Linked DNA regions of Mus musculus: all the other regions are linked to region 1. The links are chromatin loops, found by intact Hi-C in ENCODE. Cell type or tissue: gastrocnemius. All regions are shown on one strand.

The links. Peaks named below come from ENCODE experiments on the same cell type or tissue, not always from the same donor. Only the 100,000 strongest peaks of a DNase experiment are listed, where the experiment ranks them.
Region 2: a loop joins it to region 1, with 2.5 times the contacts of the local background. A loop is called at or near these places in 11 of 42 quality-filtered maps.
Region 3: a loop joins it to region 1, with 14 times the contacts of the local background. A loop is called at or near these places in 40 of 42 quality-filtered maps.

Annotation. Positions count from the first base shown.
Region 1 is chr3:102,712,846-102,717,845 of GRCm38, reverse strand. No RefSeq gene overlaps it. Among named protein-coding and RNA genes, the nearest start is that of Tspan2, 19 kb to the left of the region's middle. In gastrocnemius, a CTCF peak has its summit at 2,676; a DNase peak (open chromatin) is centred at 2,663; H3K4me3 peaks cover 630 bases; H3K27ac peaks cover 879 bases.
Region 2 is chr3:102,993,639-102,998,638 of GRCm38, reverse strand. Sike1 (suppressor of IKBKE 1) reads right to left here and starts at 2,899. Exons shown (of 5, transcript NM_025679.3): 1 at 2,672-2,899; 2 at 2,378-2,483; 3 at 1,254-1,396; 4 at 36-149. The coding sequence starts at 2,830. In gastrocnemius, no CTCF peak of the experiment used is centred here; a DNase peak (open chromatin) is centred at 2,925; H3K4me3 peaks cover 2,453 bases; H3K27ac peaks cover 2,781 bases.
Region 3 is chr3:102,801,294-102,806,293 of GRCm38, reverse strand. No RefSeq gene overlaps it. Among named protein-coding and RNA genes, the nearest start is that of Tshb, 21 kb to the right of the region's middle. In gastrocnemius, a CTCF peak has its summit at 2,169 (motif pointing right); a DNase peak (open chromatin) is centred at 2,175.

The DNA.
Region 1 (5,000 bases):
TAATCATAAAACAAATAGCGACATTCCTCCACCCACTGCTTCCTGGGTTCAAAGAGTGTTCATTCAAAGAAAGTCATCCAGACCATTGCTGGAACCCGCTATGCAAATGTGCTATTGTTAGGGGCTCTTAGAAACTGTCTTGAGAGATACCCTGCACAATTACCAGGTATTCCTTGTGACTCTTGTGACTTTGCACTTCCTTGGGACTCTTAATCAACAATGCACTCCCCACTTCCTTGAGTTGAGGTTTCTTCCTTTAAATACCCCCTTACCCAGCTACTCGGCATGCCACGGTCCTCTACCCCTGCGTGGTGTATGACCCTGGGCCTGAGAGAGCTCTTGAATAAAAAAAAAATCCTCTTGCAGTTTGCAGCAAGACCGTTTCTTGTGAGTGATTTTGGGTGTCGCCTCTCCTGAGTCAGAACGTGGGGGAGTCCTCACATTGTGGGTCTTTCACTTTTTGCCCATTTCCCCTTCCTTGGGCTCTGCATGCTTTATGCTGGGTTTTTGCATGTGCTTGCTCATGCCTGCAGTGTGCTTTGGGGTCTGCAAATGTTCCTCCCAGCTATTGGCCAGATTTCAGGGTTGTAAGTTTTCCTGGAACACACCTGATACATCTATCACAACACATACCAGTTTGTAATTACAGTCAGCCTCCTTCCTGTGTGCATTGATTTTATACTCATGGGTTCAAGCAATGATGGATTGCAAACATTTGACTAAAAACCTGTGTCCTGAAAGGACATATTTTCTTTTTGTGTCATTATTCCCAAACCCCTGCCCCAGAAAAGAATAATAAATATTGACACAACATTCTCAGTATATTAGGTGAGAAGATGATTTGGAGTGTCTGGGAGAATGTGTATAGTTATGAAAACACCGTAGCATCTTCCATGTGAGAGTTGAGTACCTGCAGACTGGGCAGGATCCTGGGTCCCGTGGATGCTAAAGGAGGACTTTGTGTGTCTCTGGGTGAATTATCTGTTCATTGTTCACCTGCCTGCTGGTTGCTAAGCTGCACAAAGGTTCGACTCTGTGACTGGATTCTTGTGTCTGACATAGCACCCAGCCTGCACAAAACATTTTGCTGGGGTAAATGTGTTTATAAGGTTCATAATTCATCTGAGGTATGAGCCTGTGGTACCAGCTTTCTTCTCTCATGAAGAGAGCCAAGTGCCGTCTGTTCTCTTTGGGGCTTTTGCCTGTAGTGGACAGTGAAGGCTGCTGGCTTGATCAAACACGTACCATGGTTCTAGCAAACATGCTTCCCCCTTCCCGGTTGTGCCCTTGTTTGACTTCATTCTATACAACTTGATTAGGGTCTCCTCTTAAGTCCCATCTCATGATAGTATTATTATTATATCCTTGAAGGTAGTAATTAGAGTTATGAAGAGTCGTTTTTTCCTGGTTCTTTTCCTGAGTGGCTGGACTTTAGCTAATTCATTTAATCTCCTTGAATCTTAGTATTTTCATCCTTTAAATGATAGTGAAGTGTGTCTTGCTGAATATTACCTGTTTCTGGTAAATGTGCAAAGAAATGACTGTCAAAGCAAGCAGAAAACTGCTAAATGAGCATAAAATCCAAAAAAATTTATCATTTTATGACTTTTGAAATTCATTATAATGCCTGACACTTTGCAGGCACCAGCCAACTGGTGCGCCTCCATCTATTATTTAATGTGGTGAGGGGATATGCTATCACTTGTCACCACTAAGGACCCACTAAATCTCATCTCATTCCATCCCCCCACTTCTCGTTTGATGAAGAGGAACCTGAGGCTAGGAAAGGTTAAGCAACACATTCAAGGTCACACAGCTAAGAGCCTGTGCTCTCACGGGGTTCCCACATTTGCCTTCCTCTGGTCCCAGAACAGGGACAGCTTCTGGTCATGCTAAGAGGTAAAGGATTCAGCCAGCTCTATGAAGGTATTAAAGGCAGAGCTGGGACCAGCGCGAGGCCTGTCGGCTGTCGGTCCAGTGCTCAGCTCCGGCTCCCTTTCTGGCAGAGGTGGACACCTGAGATAGAAGGAGGCTCTCGTAGCTTCTTCTGTTCTCACCTCTTGGAGGCGTGCCTCTCACGGTCCAGGTTTCTTTTTTGTCATCGAATATATTTATATTTATATTCCTTTCACAAAGGAGAAAATGGGAGCATAGAGAGATCGCCTGAGCTTTTCTCTTCCAGGTAGAACACTTCCACATACTGCAGTAAGAGGAGAAAGCCGGATGGTTGGAATTTGAATATGAGGAGACACGTTAGTGACAAGCAGTAAGGCTGAACTGGAAGAAGCCAGCCAATCCCCTTCCACTTCCTTCCTGAGGTCTTTGCCTCTTCTGAGCTTGGCTTAGCCCTGACCGGAGTGAGCTCAGACACGACAGAAAGAAAGAGGAAATAGATTGTGTTTGTCTGTGGTGCTAGAGTAAGATACGGAGCAACAGTCACCCTAAAGGCCAGCCTGGACTTCCCCAGCTGACATTTGCTTTACTCGGGGGATCGATAATCTTGGCCGCAACACCTACAAAACCTGGGCCTGAGCTGCCTCCATTTCCAGCCTGCTTGGGTTTCAGTTCTTTCCAAGGTATCATTTCCTGGTTGTTTCTTTGGCAGTTTCTTCTGCACCGGCAAGGTTTAGTGTGCCCGGGCGTTTACCAGGTGTTGGCTCCCCCCTGCTGTCAGAAAGAAGCATTGCAAGGACTTGACAAGTTGCGTGTATCTCATGAACTCAAGAACTCATTGTCTGGGAGTGCTTGTCTCACGTCTCCTCAACAAGACATTGACTGTCCACGCGAGTGGGTCCAAGATCGGTAGCCATCAGTGCTCAGTTCACACTGCTGTTTATGCATTAAGGGAGTCGGTTTATGGAGCAATCAACGTGGTTTAGCACGCAATGCTTTCTAATTTCTGAGAACTTGGGCCTTTTGTTAAGGCCACTCCCAGCCTTCCTGGCCTCCTCTGAGCAGGCAGCATGGATACTTCTGATCGCGGTGGGAGCTGAATCCACCTTAGGTGCCTTGACACTCTCAGGCTTTTTACAGCAGGTCACCAGAGACTGGAGTCCCTTCAGGGCTGAGGAAGTGGAAGGGTTTCATCAGTCTACTGAGAGCTACCGGCCACTTGAGGTCCTCAGGGTTGGAGAGGCTAAGTTTCCTTCTTATTTACATTGCTGAACTGTCCTAGAGCAGTGGTCCTGGGCTCCTGTTACCAGCTTCAGAGGCTTGTCTCAGCCCTTAGGGCAGGGGCTCTCAGCCTTTGAATAGAGACTCAACCCCTTTCGCAGGGTCGCAGAAGACCATGGGAAGACGTAGAAATTTACATTACAATTCATAAAGATAGCAAAATTAAAGTCATAAAGTAGCAATAAAATAATTTTATGGCTGGGGGTCACCACACCACGAGGAACTGTATTAAAGGGTCACAGCATCAGGAAGGCTGAGAGCCACCGCCTTAGGAGGCGTCTACATCTTCAGCTCATGCTCCGTCTCTTGTCTGGGCTTCTTGTTTTCCTTGCCTTTCAGGTTCCCATGTTCTTAAAGTCCTAGAGGTCATAGGTTCCCCAAAGCTTCTTTCCAAAGAATAAAGGCCACCGCCCACTACTCTATATTGTAAGCACGCACTGTCTCTTGGGTTCCTCCTCATTTGTGTGACTCAAGCCTTTCTTACCCCCATAGGTACTACTCGGGACTCTCTCCCAGGGTGCATTGCTTCTGCTCCAGCTAGAATATAAATAGCTGGCTGCCAGTCCCTGGGCCGTCCCCTCAATACTTCAAACTGTGTGTGCCAGGGAGGGATTCAGCCAGGAGCGCACAGAGATGGCTCAGAGACTCCGGCTTTCCAATGGCCTGTGTCACTCAGCAGGCCCCGAGCATCTGTAGATTCTAAGCAAACATTTTATTTTGTCTTTGTCTGCATTATGACATGGTTTGTGATCCCCCCCCCCCACTTATCACATCTGCAGTGTGTTGGGTGTCTACAGTGTTGGAGATGAGGCTGGGGCTGACGCTGTATTCTGGACGATGTTTCCCACAGGTGATTTGTGCTTTACCCAGCACAAGGGCAGCTTCTGGTCAGGCAGAGAGGTAAAGGATTCAGGCAGCTCCATGAAGGTATTAAAGGCAGAGCTGGGACCAGCGTGAGGCCTGTCGGTCCAGTGCTCAGCTCTGGGCTCCCTTCCTGGCAGAGGTGGACCCCTGGGTCAGAAGGAGGTTCATGAAAGCCCCTCTCATCGAAGATGACAGAAAGTTTCAAAGGCAAATAAATATTCACTGGAGGCAAAGTGTGAACACTTCAAAGGAGAGTCACTGAAACATTCCCTTCGGGGGAGGGAGAGGGGGGGATGACACTTAGAGTTCAGAAATCCCAGAGGGTAGTGTGTCTGGCCAATCTCGGTAAGATGGGCAGGTACTTTCTCTTATTAATGTTTTGAAATCCCTCCTTTTTTTTTTTTCTTCTTTTACAAAGGGGAAAAAATGTTATCCTCAGGTCATGAAGCTGATGTGGGCTCAGGAAGCCTGTGATCACACACACACACACACACACACACACACACACACACACACACAAAGAGAGAGAGAGAGAGAGAGAGAGAGAGAGAGAGAGAGAGAGAGAGAGAGAGAGAGAGAGAGAATCAATGCTTCTTGATTTTATCCAGCTCCCAACCTTTTGTCCCTCTCAGCTATCCATCTGCTCCTCTCCCCTCATCCTTGGGAGCCTCTGCAGAGGTGCAGGTGACAGCAAAAGCTCTTCCTCAGAGGTGTGAGCTCACCTAAGTCCCCTGCCCCCACAGGACCCTCCTGAGACCCTTCCCTTTCTTTCAAAGCACCTTCTCTATTTCAGCCTTGCGTCTCCCCTCCCCCATTATCATCACCCTCTCTGTTATGATTTCAACCCCCCAAGACCTCTGTTGGGACTTGCTCACATTCTCCTGACTCTCAGGGGGTCTTCCTGCTGGTTGGTATTTCTCAACATCAGCCCCTTCCCTTGGGCTTCCCCACCCCTTTGCCCA
Region 2 (5,000 bases), 280 kb before region 1:
AAAAAGAGGTGACCTTCTGGCAGTGAGAGCCTTACCTCCAGCTGAGCTAGTCTCTCCTGAACCTTACAGAATTGGTTATCGTCCACCTGAACAGCTCTCCGCATCACTGCTCCCATTTCACAGATTCTATCGATCTGACTTTCAATCTCCTGTGAAAATAAGATGAAGAAAAGGTTCCTAGTGATGAAGACCATGGAACGCATGTACAGGAGAATTTTATGTCTATTAAAACCTTGAGAAGTAAGAGTAAGTGGGAAGTGGCTCCCTTTGTACACACTACAGAAGTTACATTGCAATCATACTATATTTCGAGCTATAATAATATCAATCTATCAATCTGTGGCATTTCAAATAATTTCCAATTTTCAAAAGAATGTTTGATATCCAGGGACCAGGTGTGGTGGCATACACGTGTAATCCTAGCCCTTGGGAGGCCTAGGGAGGAGGGTTAGGAGTTAAGAGGCCAGCCTGGGCTAAATGAGACCTAGCTGCAAAAAACAAAACAAAACCCTAAACAAACAAAACACCCACCCAACCAACCAAAAGTAATATAACAGACAACTCAAATATTTAGATATTTAAAACATTCAAATATTTTAAACATTCCATTGCCTAAAACTCCTAACGATAGAAGATGAAACGTGGTGCATCTTTCACTGTAGTAAATAGTTGCTTCCAATTAATTACTACAGTAAAAGCTAAAATAGGGCAAGGAAACACCCTACAAACTGCAAGGTAATTGCTGGCTCCTCCAAGTTAAACAGTGAAGGATCAAAGAGGAGGAACTGCTATAAAACAAAGGAACAAGACCAGCCCTCCCCCCATAACACAGTCTGAGTCATTTGATGAAGTTAGTGACTGCTTGCTATGTGGAAGCGAGGGATAAAATCCGACTCATGCCCTTGGAACTATAAAACTTATGGCTCGATAGAATGTACAACAATCAGCTAAGCAGTCACTGAATGCCTTCAACACTAGCTGGTATCACACTTGCTATGTAGCCCAGGATGGCCTACTCTCAATCTTTCTGTGTCAAGCTGAAAAGAAATCCCTGGTGAGGGAGGTAACTTGACCACTAAAGGATGGAAGAGGCCCTTATCCCCTTCCTTTATTCATGTCTTCACAAAGCCACAGCCAAATTCAGAGTGATTATGAAAATATGCAGAAAGAGGAACACTGTTTTCTGCAAACAAAGGAACGACCCCACGATTTCAGTTCAGTTTATTTACAATTTATTTATCAGTGTTTCTTACTGCAGAGTGAGACTGGTGAGCTTTCAGAACTGGTTCGGCATCCACGGCTTTCTTAGCGACCATTAACTGTAACATCTGTTTCCGGTACTTGCTCATGATCAGTTCCAACGCATCCTGGTGCTCCTCCAAGGAAACCCACAGTTCTAACAACAAAAGCAAACATCTGGACAATGACGTCTAAGACTGGTCTCAAGGCAAACCTCCTAACAGCTGGAGCTCTCAGACACTCCACGGGACACTGGGAATCCAAAGTTGGAAATCAGTATTCAAGCCCACAGACGTGAACAGTGTACCTGAAAACCAACTCTCTAGGCAGTAGAGTCTTGTGCAAATAAAATGGGACGTGTAATCACGAGGCACGGATTTGAATTCAGTTTTCTAATTGACTTCTCAGAAGCAAAAATGAGCTCATTAAAATTAAAAAAAAAAAACTACATTTTGTTGATTTGTGTGAACCACGGCACATGTCGGGTCAGAGAAGAACCCCCAGGAGTCAGTTCTCTCCTTAAACCACGTAGGCCCTTGGAATGGCCTCAGATCCTCCAGCTTGGCAGTTCAGGCCTTCTGGCTGGTTCCAACTGGTGTCTGTGAACCTGTTTCTTAGCTGCATTGTGTAAATACTTGGTCAGGGGCATAGAGTGGAATGGCAGATGTAAAAGGGCTCCATCAGACAACTACCATCCTGCTGTCATCAACAACCCTAAGACTATGTATTTGGGGGACGAAGTTCTAGCCTTCCATCTTGCACAGGAACATTAAAGAAACGTCGATCTTAACTTTAGTGTTCACTCTAATATCGAAATGTTACATTTGGAGACTATGAACTTTAGTTATAGAAGCCTCCATTTGGTATGTGGTCACTCCCCAGCCATCTAACAATTCAACTCTGCTAAACTACTGAATACATCTTTCAAGGTCATCAACCAGGAAGACTTTTAAAAGAGCAATCTAACAGATTTTACTGTTACCAGTTGACCCTTGAAGCACTGATCTAAATATATGTATGCGATGTGCACGCTTGTGAACTGTTCAGGCACTTGTGTAAGAATGTCCAAAGTAGTATTACCAGAAAAAAAAAATCCTAGACACACACACACACACACACACACACACGCCTGACTAACCTCTGTTTTCCTGCTGTAAGTCTCTAATCTGGGTATTCTCTTGAGACAGCAGAATGTGAGGTTTATATTTAGACATGTCCTTCACGTCGGATGCATCCTCTTGATACTGGACAGAAAGACAGACTAAGGCACTGTAAACATGGGCAGGTGCTGCGGAGGAGGCAGCAGTCCCACCCACGACACAGGAAGCTCACACATCCGCCCTGCCCTCCAGACCAAGATAAATCAGGCCGCGCGACCCCACCCACCCGCCCGCAGCGTCCACCCCTGGGCGCGGCTCGGCCCCCGGCCGACCTGCTCGGGTAACACGGCGCCCGCCTCCCGCATCGCCGCCACCCGCCGGTGCAGCGCAGCCGACTGGTCCACCAGCGACTCGGCCGCCGCATCGTGCTCGCGCAGCCGCTCCAGCAGCGTCTTGGCGTCCGTCAAGATCTTCTCGATCGTGCAGCTCATAGTGGCCGAGGAGGCGCGCCGGGCCCGCTAGCCTAGGCGCTTCGCTCAGACCTTACCCGGCCCTGGCTCAGCGCGAATCGCGTCACTTCCGGGTGCACTTTAAAGGCGTGGTGGCATCTCGGTCGGCGCCTGCGCAGAGGTGGACTCTTGGTTACCCTCAGGCTTCGCCACAGCCTTAGCCTTTCTAGGGTGGAGCAGCAGAGGTCGGATTGGTGCCACATCCTGGTTTTTCACGAAGTTATTTCTGTTCCGGTCTTAGTTCAACTTTTCTTCTGGTTTTGATTGATGTAGTTTGTTATTTAGTAATGGGATTGTAACAAACTGATGAAACAGATACTCACCCCCAATAAGTGGTAAAATACACCGGAACCTCTCCTTTCCTCCCTCCCTCCTTCCATTTCTTCTCTTCTTTCTCCTCACCTCCCCCTTTTCCTTTTTTCCTTCCCTCCCTTCTTCCTTTAAACGGTGAGCAGTGTCTGGGAATGACATCTGAGGTTGTCCTTTGACTTCCACAACTGCACTTGTGTATGCAATCAGTTAGATGCACACGCGTGTGCACATACACAAAGGAAAATCTTTCCTTAGTGCAATGTTGGAAGCCTTTTGATTTGGGAGCTATTCTGCTATTCTACAGCACTATGGCTGACTGTGTTTAACGAGTACGGTGGCTGACAGGGAATTCTTTCCTAAAATATTTTTGTCCAAAAGAGTCTAGGACAGTAGAATAGTAGTAATGCTGTGTTTTAAAGAATCATTTTCCCTGTCCTACAGTCTCTTTTATCTTGAGTTCAGATGTAAAGTTTAGAAACACGTGATGTTTGGTGTACTTTTGTGATTTGGGGAAATGCCTATTGTAAAAATTTTACACTTACAAAACTGTGTTAAGAGGTTGCCTCTGGGAAGATGAAATAATTTTCATTCGGAAGGAAAACAACTTTGGGAAAACAGAATAATAGCCTCGAATAAGTTTACAACAAAGACCAGGATATATTTGCAAACGTTTTGTGAGGAGCGTTTCCCAGGACTCTTAGAAATACTTGAGGAGTACACAACCCCCTTGAAGTCACACAGGATGAGGGCTCAGATTATGTGAGCTGGACATTAAGGGGTAAAGATCCCCTCAGTTCTGGAGAAATTGGGGGACACTTGAAGGTTGTACTGGTAGCCCAAATAAACTTACCTAAGGCATGTGGGCATAGGTTAGGACATTAGGAAGGGCTGAAGTGGGGACAAGTTTTCGGTTGCCAGCAGTATAAGTCTCAGGTGAGAAGGGAGGGGCCTCTCCTGATGCTCCCAGCCACCGTGCATGAGAATACCCAACTGTGAACAGGCTAGTTTATTTGTTTCTAACATTTCACTTAGTTTCCCCCCCTTGTCTCCCTGGTATTCTTTAACTCTTAATTCCTTACATTTATATATTGGATTGTAGCTGTTGGGCCCTTGGTCTTGTCTCAAGGACTTGGTGCATGTGCAAGTGTGCAGAGAAACACAGAGAGATAGAGAGAGAGAGAGAGAGAGAGAGAGAGAGAGAGAGAGAGAGAGAGAAGAGAGAAGAGAGATGAAAGAGTGAAAGAGAAGAGAGGAGAAAAGAGAGAGACTAGTACTTTGGGTCTCAAAATGAAGCTATGGTGTTTTGGGATGCTGAAAATGCTTTAAGGTTAGATTGTGCAGATTGTAGAACTCTGGGACTGTAAGCAAAACTACTGAAGAACACACTGTGTAGTGTGGCAGTGGCTGTTAGGGTGATACCTAGGGATACAATGACACACAACTGAAATGCCAGTTCCCTCATGCAGTGCCACACACCCAAGAACTACAGCTCTCTAGTGCATAGAACTCTACATCATTTTTTACTGGTCTTTATTGTCTTGGGATGACCATAAATAGGAGTATAGAAGGGGCAGGGCTTGTGGAAATATGTGGGGACAAAAGGCAGTGATACACTAGACTTTTAATTCTACAGTATAAACCACAGCTGGGAGGTTGTGCACACCTTTGATCTCAACACTCAGGAAGCAGAGGCAATCAGATCTCTTATTTGAGGCCAGCCTGGTCTTTAGAGTGAGTTCTAGGACAACGAAAGCTACACAGAGAAACCCCGCCTCAAAAAAACCAAACCATACCAAAACCCCACTCTAAACAGCAATTTCTATGAACAGAATAAATTTAG
Region 3 (5,000 bases), 88 kb before region 1:
TAACTTAACTGTATGGTTCAGGAGTCTGATGGAGATGGAGGTGGGAGAATGGAGATCCCCTGGGATGGCAGGTTGCTCAGGGCAGTTTTTAACCCTTCATTTGAAGCTATGTTCTGTACATTTAATGTTTTGAGTATAATGTGATGTGGGAAATTTCATTCTGGTCCTCTCTGGGTTCTGTCTATCTTTTGTATCAGTATGAGTTTCCCTTTTTAAGATTTGAGATATTTTCTTTTATAGTTTTATTATATTTTCTATGCCCTTTGCATAAAATTCTTCTTCCTATATACCTATGATATGTAGATTTTGCCTTTTCATGGAGTCCCAGATTTCTTGCATGTTCTATTTATATATTAAAAGAAATTATCATTGCCCTTGGCTGAATGATCCAGTTACTCTCTTTTGTCTTTGTGGCCATACATTCTATCTTGTACATGACCCATTTTGTGAGTGGGGTTTTACACTCAACCTTTTATTTAACGTGTTCATTTCTATCATCAGAAATAGGTTTTTGGTTTGGGTTTTTATTAGTATTTCTCTTTATTAAAATGTATTTCATATAATAGATTGACTTCTTATTCAGCTGTTTTTCTTTTTAAAAAATTATTTATTTTATTTTACATGTATGAGTATTTTGCCTACATGTACATATATATGCAGCTCATATATTCCTGGTACCAAGGATCCCCTGCACCTGGAGTTATAGACAATTGTGAGCTGCCATGTGAGTCTGGGAATTGGACCCATGTCCTCTATAGGAACAGCCAGTGCTCTTAACTGCTGAACCACTTCTTCATCTCCTTATTCAGTTGTTTATGTGCTCTTAGAAAATACTGAAGTCCTCTTTGGGTTGTTGCTATATTTATAATCATTTTAAAACCTATGCACCTGGTATTTCATCAAACCATTTTGATTGGGGACCATTAGGGTGGAATTGCTAATTTTTGAAGACAAGTTGTCTTGTTTTTTTTTCATTTAATTTGTGGTTTTGCACTTGGACTTGCCTTTCTGGGGTTAGATCATGGTTAAGATTTGGTTTTGTTTGGAAATTTAGGTTGCCCTCTTCTTTCAGTGTATGTGTTTGCAGTGTTCAAGAGAACACTAGTCCTGGTGATGATTTTATCTGTTAGACTGACATTAGGTTCTATCTTCAGTCTGCCCCTGTGAGTTCTGCAGCAACAGCTATCCAGGAGTTAACCCACTCTGGTAATAGAATAGCAAGGGACTATAAAAGAGACACTTAAGTACTAATTAGTTTGGGGAATAAAGGGACCCTGATGGTATAGTTCATATTAATACTTTAGGATGAATGCAAAGGAAAAGAGGAGGTAAGCAACCCAGTGAGAGTGGTGTTGAATATTAGATTGGTAAATGTTGTTAGGTCTCAAATATGGAACAGATGGTTAAATGAGGTGCCTAGTTAGTATATCAAAGTAGACCTGACTGCCAGGTTCTCCCAGCATCCCCGAGTTTCTACAGGTTACAGGCTCTTCGGGCTGGCATACCCTACTCCCTACCCTAAATTCTAGCCCAAGGGCTGGGCTGCTCTTCCCTATATAATCCAGCCACTTTGGTTACTTGGACCTTTCCCCTTTTTATCTACTTTTTTACTCTCCTGACTCACCTCTACCTTACTGCCTCTCCTCACATGGCCAGGATCAGGGTCATGTTTACTGATCTCCGACTTTGCTCTCCTTTTTTCTCTACAGAATAAACCTTCTGGATATTTCATCATACCTAGAAGCAGTCATGTCCTTTTTTTATTCCTTCTCTCCCACCCCATTCAGATGTGAAGTAGAGGAGAGGGACATACATAAGGGCAGGAATAATTCAGACAAAGAAAAAGTGAGGTGGATATGTGGGAATTCTGGTTAATGGTAGATGACAAAAGGGAGGCAAAAAACAAACCAACAAAACAAAACAAAAACATCCCAACATACCCAGAAATCATAGACCAGATCTTCCTCTGGGTTTCTGGACACTGTAATTGGGTTGGGAAAAAAAAAGTAGTTGGGTTGGTATCAAAAAAGAGAAAGGAAGAAAAAGAACGACAAAAAGAAGGAGGAGGGAGGGAGGGAAAGAGAGAGAGAGAGAGAGAGAGAGAGAGAGAGAGAGAGAGAGAGAGAGAGAGCGCGCAAAAGCAAACAGTAAAAGGAGGTGTGGACAGTAGGGGGCAGTGTTGGCCTGCTACAAAGCCCTTCTGAATGAACTGTAGAAGAAATGAAATAGCTATAGGGGAGGAAGAGAGTTGGCTGGAGATGCATGATAATGGAACCACAGGGCAGATAAAAGAGAGCTGCAGTAGAGAAGAATGGGAATATTAAAAAAATGAGATCATTTTAAATTTGAATATTCAGTTTTGAAATTTTTGTAAGAACTATAATATTAATATCTTTTAGAAGTTAAGAGCATATTAAAGAATTTTCTTTCTTTTTTTTTTTTTAGAAAGAGGCTTCTATTTTTGACTTGTTGGAAATTCCTTTTGTCTTCAGCTACTATTAGAGGATCATCATTTGATTAAGAGTTTAGAATGAGTAGACCTTACTGGATACATGTTCTATGTCTCCTTTGGGCACAGAGATTCTTGCTGTGTCTTCATACTCTGATCCATGCTATGATTTTTTTTGTTTTTGTTTTTGTTTTTTTTTGTTTTGTTTTGTTTTTGTTGTTGTTGTTTTTTGTTTTTCGAGACAGAGTTTCTTTGTGTAGCCCTGGTTGTCCTGGAACTCACTCTGTTGACCAGGCTGGCCTTGAACTCAAAAATCCACCTGCCTCTGCCTCCCAAGTGCTGGGATTAAAGGCATGTGCCACCATGCTAGGCAAAAATGAGCATCTTAATATTGCTGTATACCACAAACTTCAAGAGAGTCACAGGCTCCAGAAAAGGACTTGCTGGAGGTAAGAATGCAAAGAGAACGAAAGGCTTCATTTCTTTCCTTATATTGGGTATTATGGCAGGTTGAATGAGAAATATCCCTGTGCTCTGTGGTGTTTGGATGCTTGGATCCCAATTGGTGGCACTGTTTGGGGAGGCTTAAAAGGTGTGGCCTCTTTGGGTAGAAGTTGTCTGTGGAGGCAGGCTTTGAAGGTTTTAAGACTTGTACCATTTCTAGTTCACTTTATCTGCTTCAAGATGTAAGCTCTCACCTTGCTGCATAGCCATCATGCACTTCCTGGCCATGTTGTATTCTTATCTCCAATGAACTGCAATCTTTAATAAAGTTTTCCTTCTGTTGGTTTTGATATATTATCACATCAATAGAAAAGTAACTAATACAGGAACAGAAAGTAGGACTGTCTATCAGATAGGCTACTATTGAGTTACATCTCCAGCCTGAAAAAACCAAACAAACTCGATTTGAAGTAATTTTGGTCATGTATAATGTTAGAAATATCATAGCTATCCATGTGGGGATGTTAGACAAATACAGCTGGACTACTCCAGAAGGGTCAGTATTTAGTAATTATTGGCATATAAGTGCCATTTAAAGTCTTGGTCTAGGGCTTGCAAGATGGCTTAGAGGTTATCAGTGTCTGATGTTCTTCCAGAAGGCCTCAGTTTTGTTCCTGGAATCAACATGGGGAGTTTTACAACTGCCTGTAACTAGTTTGAAGGTCTGCTGTCCTTTTCTGGTTTGTGAGAGCTCTTGTATACCTGACATACCACACACACACACACACACACACACACACACACACACACACAGAGAGAGAGAGAGAGAGAGAGACAGACAGACAGACAGACAGACAGACAGCAGACAGAGCAAACAAAAATCCTAAAAATCAAGAGAGAGAGACAGACAGCAGACAGAGCAAACAAAAATCCTAAAAATCAAGTCTTGGACTGGAAATACACTTTTTAGATAACATGTAATTATAGAATCAAAAGGAGTTAACACAGGAGTTTGAAGCAAAAATATCTGAAAAAACAAGGGAGATTGCCTAAGAAAGAGAGGCTAGTAGAGGAGGTGAAGCCTAAGGAGAATAGGAAATTATGGAAACCTAGGAACGAAGTGATTCAAGAAGGGAGTATTCCCTCTTATCAAACCCTCTGGAGTGCAAGTGCTCATACCTCAAGACTGAAAGAAGCCATTGGATTGAGACTTGTTTAAAACAATATAATCTCTGATCTCAAGGACATAGCCAAGTAGAAACATTTTATATAAAAATAAACAAATTACTTATAATTAATTTGATAGTAGTCATGTCTACAGGCTACAGAAGGGTGGATGATAATTTTACATAATTCATTCAGACCATTTAGGAGATTGACTTTTGGACATAAATAGGAGGACTAGAGTTGGACAAGACCAAGAAAGCAAATGTATAAGAAATAGCAGTATAAAAAATAGAATGAGATGAAGAATAGTTAGGAGAATCGAGCTTCATTTATTTATGTAGGACTGTATCAGCTGCTGTATTGCAGTTTGGGTTCGAAAAATGGAGTAGTGTTTAAGCAAGGAAAACAGACCTTATTGTTTAAGATACCATCTTTTGAAATTTAAATTTTTAAAGATTATGAAGTATACAGGCTTCTAATCCTGATCCATCTTTTCAGCTGAGTAAAAAACTTGTTTTAGGAAGATCACTAAGAATAACAGGCAGGATAAGGCTATTGTCATCAAAATGGTTCAATAAAAGTTGAAAACATTTTAGATTCTTTTGGATTAGGTCTAATGCATGTCCTATTACAAATATACATAACTTTATTACTTTAGCTGATAATAAACATCTTCTACTTCATATAAATATAATTTAATGATGTCAAAAGGCAAATTGCTTTGGTTGATACAAAGGTTAGAGATATTTTATTCATAGTTCAGGAACCTGAATTCAAACTGTAGTAGTACATTAAGAACATTAGTGACAGATCAGCTGTGGATTACAAACAGAAAATGGCAAAGAAGAAAAATATGCATTAACAGCATTTCAGTTATGAAATCAGAGTTCCTGAAAGAAATAAAAAACGTCAATTAATTTCAACAGATCAGTATTATAAA